2 separate regions of the Homo sapiens genome follow, and region 1 is linked to region 2. A link is a loop called in an ENCODE intact Hi-C map of the cell type or tissue named here. Cell type or tissue: HCT116. All regions are shown on one strand. Links, peaks and the distances in the headings refer to the core of each region. The heading gives the core; the rest is flanking DNA.

Evidence for each region. Peaks named below come from ENCODE experiments on the same cell type or tissue, not always from the same donor. Only the 100,000 strongest peaks of a DNase experiment are listed, where the experiment ranks them.
Region 1: it touches region 2 in a loop (5-fold over the local background); 3 of 110 quality-filtered maps call a loop at or near these places.

The regions. Positions count from the first base shown.
Region 1 is chr17:46,729,870-46,738,200 of GRCh38, forward strand. All of the region lies in intron 17 of NSF (N-ethylmaleimide sensitive factor, vesicle fusing ATPase), which reads left to right. It also overlaps a transcript of LRRC37A2 not described here. Among named protein-coding and RNA genes, the nearest start is that of WNT3, 85 kb to the right of the region's middle. RefSeq lists an enhancer at 2,740-3,516. In HCT116, for the core only: no CTCF peak of the experiment used is centred there; a DNase peak (open chromatin) is centred at 4,488.
Region 2 is chr17:46,832,033-46,840,301 of GRCh38, forward strand. LOC101929777 (a long non-coding RNA gene) reads right to left here and starts at 1,070. Exons shown (of 3, transcript XR_429986.3): 1 at 732-1,070. It also overlaps a transcript of LRRC37A2 not described here and a transcript of WNT9B not described here. RefSeq lists enhancers at 1-320, 321-968, 969-1,616. In HCT116, for the core only: a CTCF peak has its summit at 4,019 (motif pointing left); a DNase peak (open chromatin) is centred at 4,029.

The DNA.
Region 1 (8,331 bases), core at 295-8,294, 100 kb before region 2:
TTCTAAAATAATGAAAAGAAACATAACCTATAATAGTCTTGAAGATTTGCAACATATGTGTACTGTGGAAGGATTTTTAAATCAGCTTTTCATAAACCATCATTCCTAGTAATTGGAGTCTTAGCTTATACTAAGGGTGAAGTTAGAGAGGTGAGTGTATTTTCCCTTTCTCTGATTCCTGCAATATTTTCTTAAGTAAGTAAACGTATATATCTAAAGTTGCTGAAACAGAAATAATTATCTACATATATCATGATTCCTCCAATGTTTTCATAAATAAGTAAACGTATATATCTAAAGTTGCTGAAACAGAAATAATTACCCCCAACATCTACATATATTATGCACACAAAAAAACTTTATGTCAGCATATTAATTATAAAAACTATTAGAATGTGAGACTTTTTCTAGGCATTTAAATTTATCTCTTAAAATAGTTCTTCTTTTTTAGCTGAAAATAATTTATGCTAAAAGTCACTTGGGAGAAGGAAGATTAACTTCAGTGCTATCTTATACTTCTTGTTCTTTACATTGTTAAATACTATACACATTGATTTAAACAGAGGTACACCCCCTTGGCTGAGAAGCATTTGTGATCCAAAGTAGATACTAACAGAAATAAACAGAAACTATTAACGAATGATCTGCCACACTAAGATTTAAGAATAATTGTTTCTGTGTTGTAAAACTTATTGTAAGATTTTTGAGGGAAGGAACATTATCTTATGCTTTTAAATCTCACAGCCAATGGCATAGAGGCTTATACGTACATGCTTCACAAATACCTTATCAACAAAAAAAAATTTTTCAGTGTCTTTTCATTTTAGTGGGCTCAAGTGTTTTCATATTGCTGGAGTTTATATTTAGACAGGATATGATAAGAGTGAAAACATTCAAAAATAAGTAAAGTTCAAATGGCCAACAAGTATAAGAAGAGGTACTCAACATCATTAGTCATCAGAGAAATGCAAGTCAGAACCAATAGTGAGATACCACTCATTGCATACCTGCTAGAATGGCTATCATCAAAAAGTCAGGTAATGACAAGCGCTGGTGCAGATGTGGAGAAATTGGAACCTGTATGCACTGCTGGTAAGAATGTTCCTCAAGAGGTTAAGCATAGAGTTACCATATAACCCAGCTATTCCACCAAGTATACACCTACAAGCAATGAAAAACATATGTCCACATGAAAGCTTGTATGTGAGTATTCATAGCAGCATTATTCATAACTAAACATTTATCTGATAAAATCTAGTATATCCATATAATGGAATATTACTCAGCAATAAAAAAAAGTAGTACCATTACATACTACAACATGAATGAACTTTGAAAACATGCTAAGCAAAAGGAGCCAGTCAAAAAGACCACATATTGGATGATTCCAGTTACATGAAATGTCCAGGACTGGCAGATCTATAAAGACAGAAAATATATTTGGGATGGCCTAGGGCTGGGAGGGGAGAATGAGAAGAGTGAGAGGGTCACTGCTAATGGGTATGGGGTTTCTTTTTGGGGTGATAGAAATGCTCTAAAATTGATTTTGGTGGTGTTGTGTATATCTGTGAATATACTAAAATACTGAATTGTACACTTTAAATGGGTAAACTGTGTGCTCTGTGAACCATATCTCAAGCGATTACATTTTTTAGAAGTGGTTTAGGAGCTACTTAAATGATGAAAGGAGACATAGAGTTAGAAGTGAGGGGTGAGCATCCAAGGTACGTGGCCCAGCTTGGGAGAAAGAGGAATTGGATCATTTAAAAAGAACATGGAGTGAATTTATCTAAGGACTGAAGAGGAAGAATATAGAAATATGTAAGAAGTAAGAGATGTGGTTGCCTTAGTGATTGGAAATGGCAGGGGTTCTCTCTGAAGGGAATACCATCTGGTCATTAATCTGAATTTGGTGACTCTGACCTGGACTGCCAGATTACCTGCAGTATACATGAATCAGTAACAGGATAAATTAATATTTGTAGTATTTCTAGTTGGCATGTATTTAACAAAATAAAAATGTGCTTTGTCATACCACCTTGCTTTTTAAAATGTTTATATTCTCTCAAGAAAATAAGGGGAAATTTTCAGGCTGATCCAAGTGTTAAGAATATTAGTCATTGTAAAATGGAAGCATTCACTTTGTCAAACCATTAGCATATAGTTTTTTCAGATGTTTTTAATTAAATATTAAAGGTATATTCAGCTAAATATTGTAGAAATGCATAGAGTGATAGAAAAATATTTATTACTGGTAAGAAAACAAAAGTTGTGAGCATTTTTCTTTAAAAGGAGGAACTATACTTATATACACTACAGTAATCATATCAGTCACAGAATCCTCAATTTTGCATTTGTTGTATTTCCAGCTTTCACACAGAAAAATTGTGTGTGCATGTGTGCACGTGCTCAAATAAAAGAATCCCTTCAGGGGCACTATGTTGTTATGTATCCAGATATTCTCTTTTCTCCTTCCACCCCTCCCCCACCACCCCCTCCCTTCTTGTAAATTGGCTTATTAAAACTGGTTCCCAAGCCCTCCTTTTTTCCCTTTGTGATTGCCTTGGTCTTGGATTTTCAGTGTAGAACTAAAAATTCAAGTCAGATTTCAGTTACTAGGATAATTTTCTTTGAATTTTAAATTTTTCTAAGTAAATGCATAGATTTTTAATGAACCTGGTATTCAGTGGATTTGCTTTAAATTTAGCTGCAGAGTTAATTTCATGATTGATTTATTAGCCCTTTGAAAGTATAAAAAGTGGTATCTGCAGTTCGTGAAGAGTGAAAAACATCATCACATTTTGTTTAGCATCTTTTTAAAACCAATTAAAAGCTTTTCTAAAATGGATTGAACAGGAGAAAATAAAACATGTTCCCTAGGTCTTTATTTCAATCAAGTTTCCCTGTGTTCTGCAGGAGAAGAGATCGAGAGGGGATAGAAAAATTGAAAAGGGCTGTCCCAGCAGGGAGCCAAGCCGGAAAAAAGGGCTTCTCTGAGAACTCAGCAGCAGCAGCTAAGAAAGCTCCCAGCCTGCTTCATCTACATGCAGAGTCACACAAGGCATGGGGGTGCTCACTGTCACACAGAGGTTTCACATGTGCTTCCCTGCTGATTCCTGTGAAAAGCTAACAATTGGCTTGGAGGGTAAAAGACCACTGCAGTTCACCCTCCCTGAGCTGGACGTACAATTTGTCCAGTGTTAGGAAATGTCCGGCTTAGCAGTGAGAGGCTTGAAGACACCCCTCCTTCCAGTGAGATTCCTAACGCCGTCTCTTTTACTTGATGACACTGGGGCTCTTTTCAAGTTTTGCAGATTTATGGAAGTTGAGGGGAATGTGCTTTTCAAGATCAGGAGGATGAAAGCCTTGGTCTTAATGTCAAGGAGGAAGCGGTAGTGAGTGGTAAGGCCAGGTAACTCTTCCTGCAGCCTGCAGGACCAGTGGCTTGATTTTTCCTCATAGATCTCTTCTGCCACCTTCTTTTTTTTTTCTTTTTGGGAGACAGAGTGTCTGAAAAGGAACTCCTTGGGCTGTAAAATGACATGATTCCCCAGTTTCCTCAACAAGTGTGAGAGTAGTTAAGCCTATTAACCTCACTGTTTAATGCTGGGTTTGACACTTTTGTGCATCAAATTGGAAAACCTCATCTGTATGTAACAGGGTAGCCTCGTAATTTATGGAGGAGCAATCCTTCCTCAGTTCAGTGCTTCCCAACCTTTTTAGATTATGGTGCATACAAAATGATAACATCTGATGATACACTTGGGTAAGTGGATGAGGCCACTCACAACTGGCCAGGGCTCTAGCCTTCCCAACAGCTGGCAGGAATTGATATCTTAGTCCAGGTATAACTCATTTGAAGCTCAACGATTGGAAAACTCTTTGGAAACTTTAAACTTTTACAAAAGAAGAATTACCACTCCAACGTCATAGCAGTATTACTGAAGTAGAACTCAGACCTAACAGTTATTAGTGTTCTGGCTAAATTTTATGATGTTGTTGAGAATAGTAACTTCCTCGCTGCTCTGACACCTAGGAATATTACCTAATAAGAGAGAAATACAGCTTAAAGCTTGGAGGACCTAAGGTGTGGACCAATAAGAAACTGTCAGCATTCTCAGGATGGGGACTTGGGTAGACACACTTGTTTCTGCATGAGTTTTGTTTTTAACATCAGCAGTCTCTAGACAACATTGCTTTCATGTAGTCCTTACATGACATCTTAGCAGTCTTACTTCAGATATGGTTATAGGACATCTTGGTATCTTGATAATATTAAGCAACTCTTTAGGCTTTGGGTTGCTTTAGTGAAATAAGCAGATAATGGAAGAGACTCCAAATCATGCAGGCCTAAACATGAGTATCTCTCCATCTATTTGTTCAAAATTAACTCTGGCTAATGACTATGATATGACTCAATAAGATATATAACCACTTTAGGAAAGAGGCTTAGTCATTTTGCCAGACACATTAATTTTAATCCACTGATGTGGTGACTTTTGCATTGGGCTTCATTTCTTTTATCTAAAAAAAAAAATGATGCTTGACAGTTTAGTGGCCTTCTTAGTAAGTCAGTGACATTAGATACCTACTATATTTATAATACTCTCTTTAGGTATACTTTGCTTAGTATAGTAGATTTTCTTGGAAAGTCCTTTGTAGATTGAACATGTGTGTGTGTATATATACATATCTCTGAGGACAAAGGAAATTTCCAGAGATCTGTGTTCTTGTTTTCTGGACAGAAAGATAATGTATAGTGAATGTATAGTGATCAACTAAGATAATGCCTAGTGAAGCCCTTTGTAAACCTGTGGACTACATAGATAGACAGTATTAAAGAACATATATATATAGTACATATATATGTAGATTAATTTCAAATGTATCAAAAACAGTGAAATAGGCCAGACATTGTGGCTCACGCCTGTAATCCTAGCACTTTGAGAGGCCAAGGCAGGAAGATTGCTTAAGGCCAGGAGTTCGAGACCAGCCTAGGCAACATAGTAAGACCAGTCTTTACAAAAAAAAGTTAGTCGAATGTGGTGGTGAGCATCCGTAGACCCAGCTATTCAGGAGGCTGAGGCAGGAGGATCGCTTGAGCCCATGAGTTCAAGACCGCAGGAAGCTGATTCTTACCACCGCACTCTAGCCTGAGTGATAGAGCAAGACTCTGTCTCTAAAAACAAAACCAACAAAAAACAGTGAAGTAAATTATTTTATAAAACATTGCTACAGATATCTGCTGAATAAAATCAAATTTTCAAAATAGGGTTTTGTTTTGGTTTTGGTAGAGCACATCTATAGTAGATATTAATACCAGAATAAATTATAAGATATATATGCCATTTTCTGATAACTCAAAATTAAATATCTAAATTTTAATCATCAGAGAAATGCTAATAGTGTTGAGACGAAATATTTTTTCATTGCTAGAATGTATTCTTCCAGATCCATTGCCTTAAATAAGTTACTGTGGCATTACATTAGCTTTTGAAAGGTGGGGATTATAACGTCGTAGTAGTCCATGGGTGCCATGACTCTAGTTAAGAGCACCCTTTCTGTAGAACTTACTCTTTGTATTGAACTTGAGGTTTAAAAAAAAAAAAAAGAAACCTATGTCTTAGCTCAGATATCATCTGGCATTATAGCCTTGAACGTCCCTTAATTTCTTGGTGTCTATTTCTTCATCTGTAAAATAGAGATAATTCCTCATGTGTTACCTACTCTGTTGAGGGTCAGCTAAGATAATGTGTAGTGAAGCCCTTTGTAAACTGGTGGACTACATGAGCTGTCCAGGCGCAGTGGCTCATGCCTGTAATCCCAGCACTTTGGGAGGCTGAGACAGGTGGATCATTTGAGGTCAGGAGTTCAAAACCAGCATGGCCAACATAGTGAAACCCGATCTCTACTAAAAATACAAAAATTAGCTCGACGTGGTGGTGTGCACCTGTAATCCCAGCGACTCGGGAAGCTGAGGCAGGAGAATTGCTTGAACCCAGGAGGCGGAGTTTGCAGTGAGCTGAGATTGTACCACTGCACTCCATCCTGGGTGGATGGAGTGAGACTCTGTCTCAAAAAAAGAATTGCCTTTGGATAGTCCACAGAACCTTTTCAGCTTGTAAGATAGGAAAACTGAAGAACGTATAATAACTGCTATATAGAGGAAGTTTCCATAGGAAGTGAGTTCAGAGCTCCCACTTTGGAATGCCTGAACCCAACTTCCCTCATTTGCAGTACTGGGAAAAGAAACCTGCTTCCCCATCTCTCATTCACTGAAATTTAGAAGCTTCCTACATCCTAAGACAAATACTCTTGTCTGGGGATTAGGGATTCCTGTTGTAGAAAGAAGTAGGAAGTGGAGACAGGAATTGCCAAGATCAGTAGGCCACCACCAGGTCACACTTGTCTTCAGCCTCCAGGGACTGGCCCACCTGCTTCCTTTCCCTGCCACCACCTGTTGCTTGTGGCTGAAGTTCCCCTTTTCTCCTAACTCATGGTGCAACAAAGTGGTGCTTCACAGTTTCTTTCCTACCTTTCTGTCCCAGAAACAAGAATGCAGATCTTTGGAGATTTCCTGTGTCCTTGGGGATCTCACAATGGCCAGAAGCCCTGGCCCTCCCTCTACTCCTTACCCTGTTAATCTTGGATGGTAGGATTATAGGTGATTTCTTTTTTATTTTGCTTTATTGTTTCCTGTACTTTATAGATTTTCTACAATAAGCATATGTTACTTTGATAATCAGGAAAAAATAAAAAATGTGTATACAATTATTTTTAACTTAGCAGTATAACTGTCAAAAATTCCTTAATTCCATTGCTTTGGTACTAATTTGCTGCTAACCACTAGGGTTAAATGAGACTACCTTTGTATCTAAGCTTGTCTATGTATAATATATTTTTAACCTTGTTCTTTTTATGACTTAAGATTTAATTGAATATCTGAAATATGCTGTGGGTTTTGGAGTAAAAGTGTGCAAGTGCCTCCTAACTCTCACAGTTGTCCTGGGAAACCCACCTGGCACTTGGCTCAGTGCCATGCTCCCCATCTAAACTTACCATGGTTGAATGCCAGTGTGACTAAAGTTGACCAAGGTAGATGGTAACGATTGTCTTAAGCTTCATTGAAAGGAGATCGGAAGTTTCTTTTTCACCAAAAATATTTCTTTTGACATAGAAGTTTAAAACATTTCTTTAAGGAACATCTGCTTTTATTAGATGTACATTTAAGAAATCCTTCTCAGTATAGAGATAAAAAGATGAATAAGACATTGTACCTGCCCTCAGATGGCTCATAGTCCAAGAACACTGTTCAATTGTGAAGTTTGTGCACAAGGTGGGCACAGGTCAAGTAGCAAATGAAGGTTAACATCCAGCCCACATGCTGCCCACCAAGGAGTCCACCCTGGTTTGGGACTGAATCTGCCCTGAGTAAGGTTACCAGATTTAGCAGATAGGAATATAGGATACTTAGTTAAATTTAAATTTCAGAAAAACATCACATAATTTTTTAGCATCAGCATATCCCATATTTTGGTCAGACTTATACTCAGGTATTTCTCTAGCAACCCTAACGCTGAACAAGAGGAAGAGGGTGCCTTTTAGCTCATACGAGGTGCTGGGGCTTGGGGAAGGAAGCAAGGGTGGCTGCACTCACCCAGATGATTGCTTTTTTCTAATTTGTTCACCTAGGGTGTGTGTGCGTGTGTGTGTGTGTGTGTGTGTGTGTGTGTGTTTTCTGATCCATGCAGAAGCTAACTGGTGTCCCTGTCACAATCCAGGGTGGGAGAAAGATGTGAAAACATGATGCATAGAGTTAGGTTTTATATGTTACGTGGTTCCAGTGGAACATAAAGGAAAGTGTGGTCCATTTTACCTGAGAAGATGTGCAAATCATTCACAAATAGTAGTTTCGGATCCTGGTCTTGAAAGATGAGTAAAAGGGAGATTTAGTCAGGGCCATTGTGCCATGCTAAGGAATTCAAGCGCTGCAGCAATGGAGAGAGAAGGTGAAGGATTTATGTATGCTAAAATTAGCATATTATTATTATTATTATTATTATTATTATTATTATTATTATTAGAGATAGGATCTTGCTGTGTTGCCCAGGGTGGAGTGCAGTGACGCAGTCTCAATCACTGCAGCCTTTACCTCCTGGGCTCAATTGATCCTCCCGCCTCAGCCCCTGGAGTAGCTGGGACAACAGGTGCACACCACCACACCTGACTAATCTTTATATTTTTTGTATAGACAGGGTTTTGCCATGTTACCCAGGCTGGTCTCAAACTCCTGGGCTCAAGCAGTCCACCCACCTCAGCTTCCCAGAGTGC
Region 2 (8,269 bases), core at 270-8,269:
CAGCCTCGTGAGGCCCGCGTGGTTTTGGGCAGTGCCCAGTGGCACTATTGGCAGGCTCCAGGCACTAAAGGAAGAGACCGAGACCCTGAAAGGTGGGGGAGGAAGACAGAGAAGGAAGAGGTGCCTGCAGAGGGGGTGCTGGTGGCTGCCCCTCACAAACGTGCCAAAGGTTGCCAACTTGAGTTTAAGCCTTGGTTCCAGAACACAAAGCCTCCTCTCTGGGGGCCTTGACCCCTCGGAGCCCCCACCCCGGGCCGGCTGAGCTGCCCGGAGGGAACTAGCCCCAGAAGGGCCTGGTTGTTGGCTGCGAAGTGGCTGGGAGGGAAGTTTTAATGATACACAACACAAGACACAGGGGGGAAAAGAGAGAGGGGGGTGGTGGAGGAGAGAAGGGAGGTTGGGGGGAGAAAGAAAGACCTCCTGCCAGGCCTGTTGCCAGGAAACGGCCAGGCAGCCAGAATCAGCCCTGCTCTTTTCACAGTTGGCTTTAAGCACCGAGAGAAAGCCCGGGCCATAAAGGGGGACATGTGTTGCTGGGTGTGTAAGGCTAGCCTCTGCAGTTAGGGGAGCCCCTGCCCCCGCCCCTGCCGCTGCACCGAGAGCCCCTTGAGCCCCCAGCCCTGCCTCCACGCCTGGGGATTATGGATGAACGATTGAGCTGCCGAGCAATGGAAAAGGCAGGGGTGGCCCTGGCCTTCCAATGTCGCAGCCACTTTGGGGGTGAAACTCACCAGTTGGGTCCCCAGGAAGCTGGCAGGGGCTGGCAGGGCAGGGAGATCTGGGATTCCAACATGGCACGTCCACAGAAAAGTATTCCTATTGGCTCTGCGTGGTCCATCCAGGTTAGGGGGGTGAGGTGTCTGGACTTCTAGGAATCCTCAACAGGGCACTCAGAAGGGAGCTGACAAGTCCCAGAAACCTGCATTCTGGCTCCTGGTTCTTGTCACGGATGCCATGGTGGGAACAGGCCCCTTTAGGCTGTGCCTTGGCACTTGGGGACTGTCCCTGCAGCGCAGTGACTGCTGTGTCCCTGAAGAGTCCACCACACAGCCAGGAAAGAGCAAAAAGAGGGGGAGGGTTGTTGACAAAACGAGCTCATGGCCCTGGCTGCCAATCCAGAGTGATGTCAGCTGAGGAGTGACATGGTGCTCTCAGCACAGAGGACGTCAGCAAACCGGGAAGCAGCATGTGCGTGGAAGCTGGGCCTGAGCCCTGACGCTTCAGCTGAGCTCCCTGGGTGATGGCTCCTTCCACAAGTTCTAACGTCCCACTGAAAGCAAGCTGCAATTTCTGTTGCTTCTTGTATCAATTGCATGAAAGGACGGGCAGTTTCTTTTGATCCTCTGGCATGCCAAGGCCTGAATGCCAGTCCTGGGAGCCTTACCAGCCCTCTAAGAAGAATCAGAAGGTGAGTGTTAGGGAGGAAGGGACAGCCAACCCACCCCGACTCCCCATCTGGTCACCTCACTGCCTGACTTCTCTCTGAGCTTTCCGAGACACTGCTGGAGGCCGACCTGAGCTCAAACTCAAACCCCAGTCTCCTGCTCAGTGTGGTGGGCAGCCCTGCTTCCCTGGCTCATGGAGTGAGTGAGGGTGTGTGTGAGTCAGTTCTAACAAAATCAAGAAATCACTGTATCTTCCAAGAAAGCTTTGACTCAGTGCATGTGTGCACTGAGCTGTTTCCCACGTGAGTGAGCGTCCTGGAAAACAGGCCTGCCCGGGGAAGAAGTGAGCCAGTCTGCCTGCTAGAAACTGCTGGGGGCTCCTGATCGGGAGGCTTGCTTTTCCTTCAACTTCCTTCGCCTCTTTTTCTGGCTGGAGTGTGTGGTTCTGCTAGTTCTGGAGTCTTTCCTGTCCCCATTCTGGACCATGTCCCATCCCAGGTATCAAGAATGGCTCATACCTGTAATCCCAGCATCTTGGGAGTCTGAGGCAGGAGGATCACTTGAGGCCAAGAGTTTGAGACCAACCTGGGCAACATAGTGAGACCCTGTCTCTGCAAAAATTTAAAACTAAGTCAGGTGTGGTGGCATGTGTTTGCAGTCTCAGCTACTCGGGAGGCTGAGGGGAGAGGATTGCTTGAGCCCAGGCATTTGAGGTTGCAGTGAGCTAGGATGGCACCACTACACTCCAGCCTGGTCGATGGAGTGAGACCCTGTTTCAAAAAATAAAAAAAGAAAATGTCTTACTTCCAGAGGGGCTGAATCTCCATGAGGTGGTAACCAAAACGACGGATTTGCCAACTCTCAGGGGGAAGTGGTGTCCTGGGCAGTGGCTGGAGAAGCAGGTGGTGCCTGGGTCTGATCGCAGGAGGGAGGCCTTCTGGGTTCTGCCTCTGGGAGAGGGCAGGCTGCTGGGGAGGGCGCGCATTAGGAGATGGAGAGTTAGGCCACCAAGGAGCCCACTAGGGCACCTGGCAAGTTCTGCTAGGCCTGCCGAGGCATGGCTGGGCTTTACAACAGGGGGTACGGAGCTCCTTGAGTGGAAAGCTCCTCTCGCTGGCTTGCCCCTGATTTCATCTCAAGAACGGTCAACTCTAGCAAGCAAATATACCTCCTGGGCTGTAGGTAGGGGCTCAGCCCTGTCCCTGAGGCTGGGCACAGGCTTGGTCCTTCTCGCCTGCCTCCTCCCCTTCCCTGTCCTCTGTCACACCCCTCCCCCATGCAGAGGAGCCAGTTTTAACCTGGAAGGTTCCCTCTGCCCTCTCACAACTCAGCACCCCTGTTATTCCTTCAGAACCCCTGGCCAGCTCCTCAAGGGCTTCCCCCACGCTAATATACTCTTAGAGTCTGTGGCTTCTGTTTCTCTAGCTTGTTCAGGGAAGAGTCTCTGGAGGCCCACCTTACCCCCAGAAGCATTCCAAAAAATGGCCATTGAGCTCACCTGTCAGTGTTCCTCCCCCAGGCAGCATCAAACTCCCTAGATTGGCCCTCAGTCTCTCTTCTTCTTCTCCTTCTCCTTCTCCTTCTTCTTCTTTCTGGAGACAGGATCTCGCTCTGTTGTCCAGGCTGCAGCGCAGTAGTGCGATCAGTGCTCACTGTAGCCTCCATCTCCTGGGGTCAAGTGATCCTCCCACCTCAGCCTCCTGAGTAGCTGGCACTACAGGAACACACCACCACACCTGGCTAATTTTTTTTTATTTTTAGTAGACAGATGAGGTCTTGCCATGTTGTCCCTTATTCTTTTTTTTCTTTTTTGAGACAGAGTCTCACTCTGTTGCCTAGGTTTGAGTGCAGTGGCACAATCCCGGCTCACTGCAAGCTCCGCCTCCCGGGTTCACGCCATTCTCCTGCCTCAGCCTCCCGAGTAGCTGGGACTACAGGCACCCGCCACCACGCCCAGCTAATTTTTAATATTTTTATTAGAGACAGGGTTTCACCGTGTTAGCCAGGATGGTATCGATCTCCTGACCTCGTGATCCACCCACCTCGGCCTCTCAAAGTGCTGGGATTACAGGCATGAGCCACCACGCCCAGCCCAGTCTCCCTTATTCTTAATGAGGTGACCATGAGTTAATCTCTTAGGTCCACCCTCACCTCCTCCAGGAAGCCTCCCTGACTTACCCCTCCTCCTTTGTGCCTTCTAGCTTCTCATCAGTGTAGTCATTCCTGACCTACAGTGGCCCTCAGCAGTTGCCAAGATTTGTCCCCAAAGCTCAGGGCTGGTGGTCAGGTGGGTTAGGGATGAGTTGTTAAGGGTTGGGAGAATACATCTCCTAATGCAATGAGGAACAGATCCAGCTGGGTTGGAGGGAAGGGAGGAGGGCCTGCGCCCCCTCAGCCCCCTTCACTCCCCACCTCTGCACCCCTGCCTAGCTTCTTAACCAGGAAGTTGAGCTACCTTCACTAAAGAAGAGTGGAGACAGGAGACCCGGCCCTTCTCTCTGGGACAGGACTCTCCTGGTGGGGCTCCTCAGAGGTGAGATCCTGCCTCTGGGCCCCTGGGAGACCCTGGACCTTAAAGTTATTGTGCCCACACATTCTGGATGGGGCCTGCGAGGATGGTCAGGGTCATAGTGCCACCTGCTGGGGCTCCCAGGAACAGCAGCTGGAGAGACGCTGACGTGTGTGTGTGTGTGTGTGTGTGTGTGTGTGTGTGTGTGTCTCGGTTGTGGTGGTGGCGGGGCAATTAATAACACCTCACCACAGATCTTAAAATTCGCCTGATATTGAACCCTTACCCCCTTTCCAAGGAAGCAGCCAAAAGAGTGCGGAGGAAGTGATATTGGAATTCAACTGGGGCTCCCAGGGAAATCCAGGGCTGCAGGGACATAATTGCATTCCTTGGAACTGCTGTTTTTTGAACTTCATTCATGAAGCCTGGTTTCTAGGGATGCTTTCTCTTTTCATGGACCCAGAAGGAAAGTGGAGATGGTTCTTCATGCTTCTATGTGAAATGGGGTTTCAAGGGCAAAAAACAAGTAAGCACTTTGAATATCTTTGTGTTTTTTTACACTGATAAGAGGAAGAAAAGTATGTCACATTGTAAATGTCGATGATTAGAAACAGTCCAAGGTGATCATTGTAATGTCAATTTCTGAAGCAGTTGGGAGAAATAAGTAGGATAATGAAATGAATCAGCACAGTGCCTCTCACTTGCTAAATATGCCGCATGTTGGGAAATTCATTGATAAAATGAAACCCACTGTGGAGAAAGTGACTGGCCTTCCTGGCAAGCCAGGCTGGAGGTGAGCAGGGTTGGCCAGGGTCATGGGGTGATGTCTTGGTTGGAAGCCACCAGGTGACCTGTGTCCTGTTGACACACAAGTATGCTGCTTAGTAACTCCCTGGAATTATTTTTAAAAAGCTAGATGTGTGAATAAAGAATTTGGGGGATTACAATTTTGGTTTGTAAATGAACCCTTTGCTTTAGGAAGAACTCAGCATAGGACCCTTGCAAGTATTTCTTTTTCTTTTTTTCTTTTTTTTGAGACAGAGTCTCGCTCTGTCGCCCAGGCTGTAGTGCAGTGGCGTGATCTCGGCTCACTGCAACCTCCACCTCCCAGGTTCAAGCAATTCTCCTGCCTCAGCCTCCCAAGTAGCTAGGACTACAGGCACTCGCCACCATGCTAGGCTAATTTTTGTATTTTTAGTAGAGATGGGGTTTCACCATGTTGGCCAGGCTGGTCTTGATCTCTTGACCTCGTGATCTGCCCGCCGCGGCCCCCCAAAGTGCTGGGATTACAGGCGTGAGCCACCGTGCCTGGCTGAACCTTGCAAGTATTTCACATGATATTTGTTTTGCCCCCTTCATCCCTTTACTTATGTAACCAAACTCCACCTGCAGTGACAAGGCTGGCCTGATAACCTACTCATGGAGCCAAATGCAGATGCTTCTTAGGCAGAATTTGGAGTATAAATGGGAGAATATTTGGGGGACTGGAGGGTGGGACTGATGTTGGGGAATCAGCAAGCACCAGGCCACCATCTTGCTGTATGACATTTGTTTCCCCATCGAATCCTCACTAGAACCCCATGCAAGAGCTGCCGCTGCCACCCTCGTTTTACAAATAAGGGACTTGTGGCCCAGGGAGGCTGTGTGACCTGTCCGAGGTCATAGTCCTAATAAACGCTAGAGGTGGGATGTGAACCCAGAGAGTCTGGGGTGACTCCAAAGGACTGAGGCTGGGAACACAGGAAGGTGGTGATGCCCCTGCTGGGAATGTGCCTGGGGGAAGGTTTGGAGGGATGGCTCATGGTCAGTGGGATTTAGTTTCCCACTCACCAGGCAGAGGACTGACCTGGTATATGCCTTCAGGGCTGATATGCACAATTGTGCATGTTGTGCACTGCAAAAGGTTACACCACATATGAGGACACTGTGCACATCACGGCCATATTTGCAGTGATTGTTTTCTGACAGTTGGGAAAAAAGTGCCTGGAGGAGGAGGGACCTCTTTCTAAATCACTCAGAGGGGCTTCATGGGTGGGTGGCGTTTTCCACGTGTACATCACCGTCTTTCTCCACCCAAGGGAGTGAGCAGGTACTGGGACAACTTTAGGCCATTGCTCCAACCCCTGTGTTGAGGGGGTGGAGGAACCTTTTGCATTTTCTGCCCCCTCTTCACTTCTCCCAGAAGTCATGGGAGGGGCAACAGACAGCAAAAGCCTTCTCTGTGTCACTGGCCCTACTGTTTTCTCTCTGAGACATCTGGCTGAAAATTCAGGCTCTTGCCATCCCTGTGGAAACAGGATCACATAATTGGTGGTAAGGTGGGGAGGGAAGGAAGGAGAAGTGAGGAACAGCCGAGTGGGTCAGTGGATCAGAAGAGATAGAACGGGGCCTGCCTTAAAAAAAAAAAAAAAAATCACAGGCCAGGTGTGGTGGCTTATGCTTGTAATCCCAACTTTTTGGAAGGCCAAGGCAGGAGGATCACCTGAACCCAGGAGTTCAAGACCAGCCTGGGCAACATACTGAGACCCCATTTCTACAAAAAATGAAAAAATTAGCTGGGCATGGTGGTATTCGCCCATAATCCTAGCTTCTCAGGAGGCTAAGGCAGGAGGATCGCTTGAGCCTGGGAGGTCAAGGCTGCAGTGAGCCATGATGGCGCCACTGCACTCCAGCCTGGGCGACAGAGCGAGACCCTGTCTCAAAATAAATTAATTAATTTTAAAAATTAAAAATAAAATTTAAAAAGTACATATACACACACATCCACGTATATGTAAAATGTCATAGATAATTTGGGTTGTTTTAATAAGCATATATCAGCCTTCAAGCAGATGCAGTCCATAAAAATCCGGGTTTACAAAAACAGATAATTTGGCATAGAGGCCTGTGCACAGAGAGGGGATTACTCACCATATAAAATGGTTTCCAGGGGCTTGTTTTCTTTTCTAAAGAATTTTGTTTTGTTTTCTGAGACGGAGTCGCACTCTGTCGCCCAGGCTGGAGTGAAGTGGAGTGATCTTGGCTCACTGCAACCTCTTCCTCCCGGGTTCAAGCCATTCTCCTGCCTCAGCCTCCTGAATAGCTGGGATTACAGGCGCCCGCCACCATGCCCAGCTAATTTTTGTATTTTTAGTAGAGACAGACTTTCACCATGTTGGCCAAGCTGGTCTCGAACTCCTGACCTCAGGAGTTCCGCCCGCCTCGGCCTCCCAAAGTACTGGGATTACAGGCGTGAGCCACCGCACCTGGCCTCTAAAGAATTTTAAGTGAATTTCCAAGAGTTTCAAAGATGATTGTTATGTTTATGGAATGCTTATTCTATTAGCTCTGAACTCATGCTAATATGTTTGTGGCCATGCGACCCAGCATACACTCTGTCCTTGTGGCCACTGCCAATGGGACCAGCTGTGGGTACCTGACCCTTGGCACTCTTAGCCCCTGGCGGGTCCAGGCAGCACTGGCGTGGTGTCCACTTTTTTCTCAGACACTTGCATCAGGTTGTATGGTAGCTGCCACTGGGCCCCAAAGCTGTATGGCTGTGGCACAACGCAGGCGTCAAGGCAGCCATGACTGCCATGCACAGGCTGTAAATTCTTTATATATATATATATGTTTTTTTATTATACTTTAAGTTCTAGGGTACATGTGCACAATGTGCAGGTTTGTTACATAGGTATACATGTGCCATGTTGATGTGCTGCACCTATCAACTCATCATTTACACTAGGCATTTCTCCCAATGCTCTCCCTCCCCCAGTCCCCCCCGCCAAGAGGCCCCAGTGTGTGATGTTCCCTGCCCTGTGTCCATGTGTTCTGATTGTTCAGTTCCCACCTATGAGAACATGCAGTGTTTGGTTTTCTATCCTTGTGATAGTTTGCTGAGAATGATGGTTTCCAGCTTCATCCGTGTCCCTGCAAAGGACATGAACTCATCCTTTTTCATGGCTGCATAGTAGTCCATGGTGTATATGTGCCACATTTTCTCTTTTCTTTCTTTCTTTCTTTCTTTCTTTCTTTCTTTCTTTCTTTCTTTCTTTCTTTCTTTCTTTCTCTTCTTTCTTTCTTTTTTCTTTCTTCTTTCTTTCTTTCTTTCTTTCTTTCTTTCTTTTCTTTCTTTCTTTCTCTCTCTCTCTTTCCTTTCTTTCCTTCCTTCATTCCTTCTTTCTTTCTTTCTTTTTGAGATGGAGTCTCACTCTGTCTCTCAGGCTGGAGTGCAGTGGTGTGATCTCGGCTCACTGCAAGCTCCGCCTCCTGGATTCATGCCATTCTCCTGCCTTAGCCTCCCGAGTAGCTGGTACTACAGGTGCCCGACACCACGCCCGGCTAATTTTTTATATTTTTAGTAGAGACGGGGTTTCACCGTGTTAGCCAGGAT